Linked DNA regions of Homo sapiens: region 1 is linked to region 2. Evidence: read pairs that join two places in POLR2A ChIA-PET (ENCODE). Cell type or tissue: K562. All regions are shown on one strand. Each heading gives the region's core, and the rest is flanking DNA. Links, peaks and the distances in the headings are about the cores only.

What was found. Peaks named below come from ENCODE experiments on the same cell type or tissue, not always from the same donor. Only the 100,000 strongest peaks of a DNase experiment are listed, where the experiment ranks them.
Region 1: POLR2A ChIA-PET joins it to region 2 with 5 read pairs; 3 of 35 experiments call an interaction of 5 or more read pairs at or near these places.

Annotation. Positions count from the first base shown.
Region 1 is chr1:6,211,535-6,214,439 of GRCh38, forward strand. It overlaps RNF207 (ring finger protein 207), which reads left to right. Exons shown (of 18, transcript NM_207396.3): 13 at 333-519; 14 at 697-882; 15 at 1,148-1,199; 16 at 1,532-1,649. Among named protein-coding and RNA genes, the nearest start is that of RNF207, 6.9 kb to the left of the region's middle. In K562, for the core only: no CTCF peak of the experiment used is centred there; no DNase peak of the experiment used is centred there.
Region 2 is chr1:6,315,958-6,318,862 of GRCh38, forward strand. ACOT7 (acyl-CoA thioesterase 7) reads right to left here. Exons shown (of 9, transcript NM_007274.4): 6 at 2,535-2,621. Among named protein-coding and RNA genes, the nearest start is that of GPR153, 56 kb to the left of the region's middle. In K562, for the core only: no CTCF peak of the experiment used is centred there; DNase peaks (open chromatin) are centred at 1,184 and 1,644.

The sequences.
Region 1 (2,905 bases), core at 109-2,608, 100 kb before region 2:
GGGGCCCCAAGACCAAGAGAGACTGGGCCCACACTTCCTCTGTCCAGCATAGAAGTGAACACACCACTCACTCGGTCCTGGCCCCGGCAGCATTCCGACGGACTTGCTCTTGGCCCCACATCCTGGAACCCACTCCAGGGACTTTAAAAAATAGATGTGGATGTCCGGGTGAGGCCTTGCCTCAGCCTTTTCAAATCTCCTGGTGGCTCTGCTGTGCTCCAGGTGGTGGAGAGGGCTGTGAGATCCCGGAGCAGTCCAGGGGGCTGCCCTGGGAGGCTGGGGGAGGGGCAGACTTCCCCACCCCCCTGCATCCACACTGGCTCTCTCCCCAGGCTGGCAGGGGGCTTAGGCCCCAAGGCGCTGACGGGGCCCCACTGCCCCTCCCCAGTAGGAAAGATGTCGGGGTCACCCGTCCAAAAGCCCACGCTGCACCGGTCCATCAGCACCAAGGTGCTGCTGGCGGAGGGCGAGAACACGCCCTTCGCAGAGCACTGCCGCCACTATGAGGACTCCTACCGGGTGAGGGGGCAGGGATCTGCCGGAGGGGGGAGATGTCCTAACCCACTCCTCACCAAGGTACGCTCAGGGAAATCGAGTTCTCCCAGCTGCTGAAGCTGGGAGCCATTCCTCCACCAAGTCCATGGCAGTAAAAACAGCCTAGGGTGACCCACGCTCTCACACAGCCTCTCTGTGCAGCACCTGCAGGCAGAGATGCAGAGCCTAAAGGACCAGGTACAGGAGCTGCACCGAGACCTCACCAAGCACCACTCGCTCATCAAGGCGGAGATCATGGGAGACGTCCTGCACAAGTCCCTGCAACTGGACGTGCAGATCGCCTCGGAGCACGCCTCCTTAGAGGGCATGAGGGTCGTCTTCCAGGAGGTAGCCCTCCCAAGGACTCTAACTCCAGCCCCACCTGTCAGGGGATACCTGGGCTACCCTAAGACAGTAAGCGGGGAAAGAGGACCTGGCCTGTACCCCACGGGACCCTCATGTGGCAGGGTCTGGAAACTGGGAGTCTTTGCTGCTTGGAACCACGTGGACCTGGCTGGGGGGTGCTTTGTAGATCTGAGTAGCTAGAGATAGCAATGCCGCCACCGTAAATTCAGCTCACTGCCACATCCAATGTCCAGCTTTTCTCTTTCAGATTTGGGAGGAAGCCTATCAGCGAGTGGCTAATGAGCAGGAGATTTATGAAGGTTCCAGACAGTTGGCTGCCGAGTGAACCCTCTGTCCCTGAGCTAACCCACATACTAGCAGAGGAGGAAGTCAGAGTCGGCCACTAACCAGATGCAAATCCCCACACTCTTCCCCTTAGCGCTTGACCGTGCCTCCCAGCTGCTAACTGGCCTCAAATGATGCATGTGAGGTCAGGATTCATTGAGTAGAATGCCCCCACCAAGTGCCTCCCTCTTTAATTAGAGGTCATCATGGAAATGGTCGGGATATTTACGTGGTGCCTGGCTTGAGTAAAAATCTGAAGCCAGATGCTTCAGGATTAAGACCCCATGCTCTGGCCTTGGCCCCACAGCCCAGCTCCATGACCTTCTCCAGCTGAGGCAGGAGAATGCCTACCTGACCACCATCACCAAGCAGATCACGCCCTACGTCCGCTCCATTGCCAAGGTGAAGGAGCGGCTGGAGCCCAGGTGAGGCCAAGGGGGTGTTCCCAGGGCCACTGAGACTCTTCAGAATGTGCATGGGGGCTGGGTGCGGTGGCTCACGCCTGTAATCCTAACACTTCGGGAGGCTGAGGTGGGCGGATAACCTGAGGTCAGCAGTTCGAGACCAGCCTGGCCAACATGGTGGAACCCCATCTCTACTAAAAATACAAAAATCAGCCATGCATGGTGGCTCATGCCTGTAATCCCAGCTACTGGGGAGGCTGAGGCACGACAATCTACAGCCTGGGTGACACAGTGAGACCTTGTCTTAAAAAAAAAAAAAAAAAAAAACTGCATGGGAAAGGTGCCACACCCACAGGACCCTGTTCAGGGAAGTCAGCTGGCCAGGTCATTAGGGTTCCTTTGGGGTATCTGGGCGGACAAGGTGCCGGACATTTGCAAAAGCATGGTCACAGTGAGTGGGCTGCTCTGAGTTTCTGCTTTTAGGCTCAGAGTTGGTCCCTCCAACCCTCAGGAGTAGGTCAAAGCAGAAGGCACTTTCTAAGGGTGTCACGAGGGTCCTGCTGGGCTGATCCAGGCAGCAGGACATGGAGGAGAGGGCAGGAACTTCATCAATGTAAGACAAGCCAAGTCTGTGCAGAGTCCTGACCAGGCTGTCTCAGCACTGTGCTCAGGTTCCAGTGGCAGAGGGATCTTGGTGGCAAGTCTTCGCTGTTCCTGTCTCTGAGTCACTGGGCCCCAGGATAGACTGGTTGCCCTGTAGGTCTAGGGAATGGCTGGAGCCTGGGCTCTCCCTTCACCACCCTTGTGGTGAAGTGCCTGTCAGGTTTTAGGGGGGCCCACCTCCTGGTAACTTCTTGAGAAAGAGTGTGAAGGAGGTGCATGTTTGGGATGGCAGGGTCTGACAATGTCTCCATTCTAGCTTCATACTTGACAGTTTCACTGGGTATCAAATTCTAGATGGGAAATTCTAGATTGGGAAGGATTCTCCTTCAAAGGCATCGCTCTCTCGCTTTCTTATTTTCTAGCTTCCATGGTTGTTGTTCATGAAGTCTGAAGGCACTCAGACTCCTAACCCTTGTAATGCGACCTACTAATTCTCTGTGGAAGCTTGTAGAATCTTCTCTTTGCTCCCAGTGTTCTGAGATTTCACTTTGGTGAGAGTCTATTTCCATCCATTAGGTTGGATACTGGCAGGCTCTTTCAATCTGAAAATTCATGGTCTTCAGTTTTGGCATATTTCTTTTTTTTTTTTCTTTTTGAGATGGAGTCTTGCTCTG
Region 2 (2,905 bases), core at 107-2,606:
GGGGCTTCTCCAGTGACTTCTCCCACTCCTGGCATCTCACTGATGCCTTTCAGCACATAAAGAAAGAAAGACTGGGCTTAAGGGTGTGGACTTTTCAGCACGTAGACAGCGACGACGGAAATGCCCCATTTAGTGAAGAACGTCTAACATGTCGACAAAGTAAGCAGAACTCATAGCCCAGAGTTTCACAAATTCCAGGCAGAATGGAGCTGTATGAGTCTCAAACACAATACTCGGAAGTGGCAGAAGCCTGGGCTTGGGATGGCCAGGCTCGGAAGAGGGAGCTGAGCCCACCCTGGAATTCGAGGGAGGACAGAGACATGGGGGCAGTAAGGAAGGGGAAACAGGGAATGCCTCTGAGGCAACAGCTGTTCTGCGGGCAGCAAGACACTCAGATTGTCATAGTGCTCGTGGGCCTGGAAGTGCTGTTATAAAGCACAGCTTCCCTTGGCAAGACCATAGTTAATCAGATTTACGAGCAGTGCAGCCACCACTGAGTGGGAAGACGAAAACAATCATGAAGTAGGAAAAAGAAAAAGAAACAAACTTTGGAAACATATCTCACATCAGGGCCGGGCGCGGTGGCTCACGCCTGTGATCCCAGCACTTTGGGAGGCCAAGGTGGGCAGATCACTTGAGGTCAGGAGTTTGAGACCAGCCTGGCCAACATAGTAAAACCCCATCTCTACTTAAAATGCAAAAATTAGCCGAGTGTGGTGGCACGTGCCTGTAATCCCAGCTACTTGGGAAGCTGAAGCGGGAGAATCTCTTGAACCCAGGAGGCGGAGGATACAGTGAGACAAGATCAGATCATGCCACTGCACTCTAGCCTGGGCAACAGAGTGAGACTCCATCTCATAGGCCCAGAGCCAATGTCCCAAACCTGAAAGTGATTGGTGCCTCTCACTCATGGAGTAAGTATCTGCAAGGTGCCCCTTTGACTCTCTGTGGGTGCTGGAGCCAACACAAAGAATATGATCCAATCCCTGCTCCTGAGGTGTCCCTGGTAGAAATATAAATGTAAGCCAGCACAGAGTGGTGTCGTTTGAGCTGGGTTTTGAAGGATAAATAGGAGTTTTCTGAGTGGAGAAGAAAACAGAACTTGGTGTTCCAGGCAGTTAGAAATGACAGCATTGTGCAAAAGTGCCTGTTATGCCTGGGACAGATGAATAGCTCAGTACACCAAGAACAGCTGCACCCAGCCTTCATTAACCACACAGCACCTTCACAACTTCTGCTCTCACTGATACCACTTCACTATGATCTTATCTCCTTGACGTTTTTCTTCAACCAACTTGTTTTTAAAAGCTTACTTTGGTCTTCTTCAAAATTACAGTAGCCATGAAATTACAGGTTTGATATGCTATCTACATTTTCTTTAAATCATGAAAAATAATTACACATTATTAAAGTAAAAAGTGTCCATCTGTGAACCTAGAGCTAAATCCTCTTGCGTTCCAGCTGTTTCCCAAACTCTGGGAAGCCAAGCTACGAACTTTAAGGCCTGTGTTGTTTGAGAAGAGATCTGTACTTACTGGGAAAAAATAAATGCAAACATTAGAGGAAAAACATTATTAACGAGTCACTGCCGGTGAGTCACGATGCTAGTCTTTGGGGCCATCGGTGCCCTGCAAGGCCCTGCCCTGACCCTCAGCAGGCATTAAACATCTCACAGCTATCAGATCCCGGGGCTGCATGTGAGCCTCCCCAGGGACGCAGTCATCCGTTTAATTTTTATCACCAATTTGAAAAATGGGTGCCAGAGTCTTTCTTTTTTTTTTTTTTTTTTCTTGAGACGGAGTCTCACTCTGTCGCCCAGGCTGGAGTGCAGTGGCACGATCTCAGCTCACTGCAACCTCCGCCTCCCAGGTTCAAGTGATTCTCTTGCCTCAGCCTCCCGAGTAGCTGGGACTACAGGCGCCTGCCACCACACCTGGCTAATTTTTGTATTTCTAGTAAAGATGGGGTTTTGCCATGTTGGCCAGGCCGGTCTTGAACTCCTGACCTCAGGTGATCCAGCCACCTCGGCCTCCCAAAGTGCTGGGATTACAGGCGTGACCTATGGCGCCCAGCCTGCCAGCATATTTCTGTGATTTATTGTTCAACCTTTTCTTTTGAGATAGGGTCTCGTTCTGTTGCCCAGGCTGAAGTGCAGTGGCACGATCATGGCTCACTGCAACTTCGACCTCCTGGGCTCAAGCGATCCTCCCACCTCAGCCTCCCAGTAGCTGGGATCACAGGTGCAGGCCACCATGCCCGGCTTATTATTTATTTTTTTGTAGAGACAGGGGTCTCCCTATGTCGCCCAGGCTGGTCTTGAACTCCTAAGCTCAGGCAATCCTCCCGCCTCCATCTCCCAAAGTGCTGGGATTACAGGCATGTGCCACTGCACCTGGCCTATTGTACAACTTCTTGGAAGTTTGTACTTCACCAAACACAAGAGCCTCAAGTGTGTCAGACAGCAGCACGGCTGCCAGAGAAGCAACAATGAGCCAAGGGACAGGAATGGAGTGGCCAGGGCGCTTCCTTCTTACCTCCGTGCACAAAGCCGTGCAGGGTGCAGTCTGAAGGCCCCACCAGGTGGATCAAGCTGGACTGGCTGTAGCTGACAGTGTTCGGCTCTGGAATTGCAAAAGAGAGAGATTAGTTATGGGGTAGGCTGATTCCCACAGCTGAATGGTCTGGCAATGCCGAAACCACCCTCAGGTCTACACAGTCAACGAAGGCGTCCAAAGCCGGGTTCAGCTATGATTTCTCTAAGGAAAACTATGGTCTCCAAACAGGCTACAGTTGGTGAAGGAGAGGTTTTCAAGGATTCATGACCCATTCTGTTAGTGGGCCATGACGAGACTCTCTGGGGCCATCAGTGCCCTGCAAGGCCCTGCCCAGGGGTAGCCATGAAACA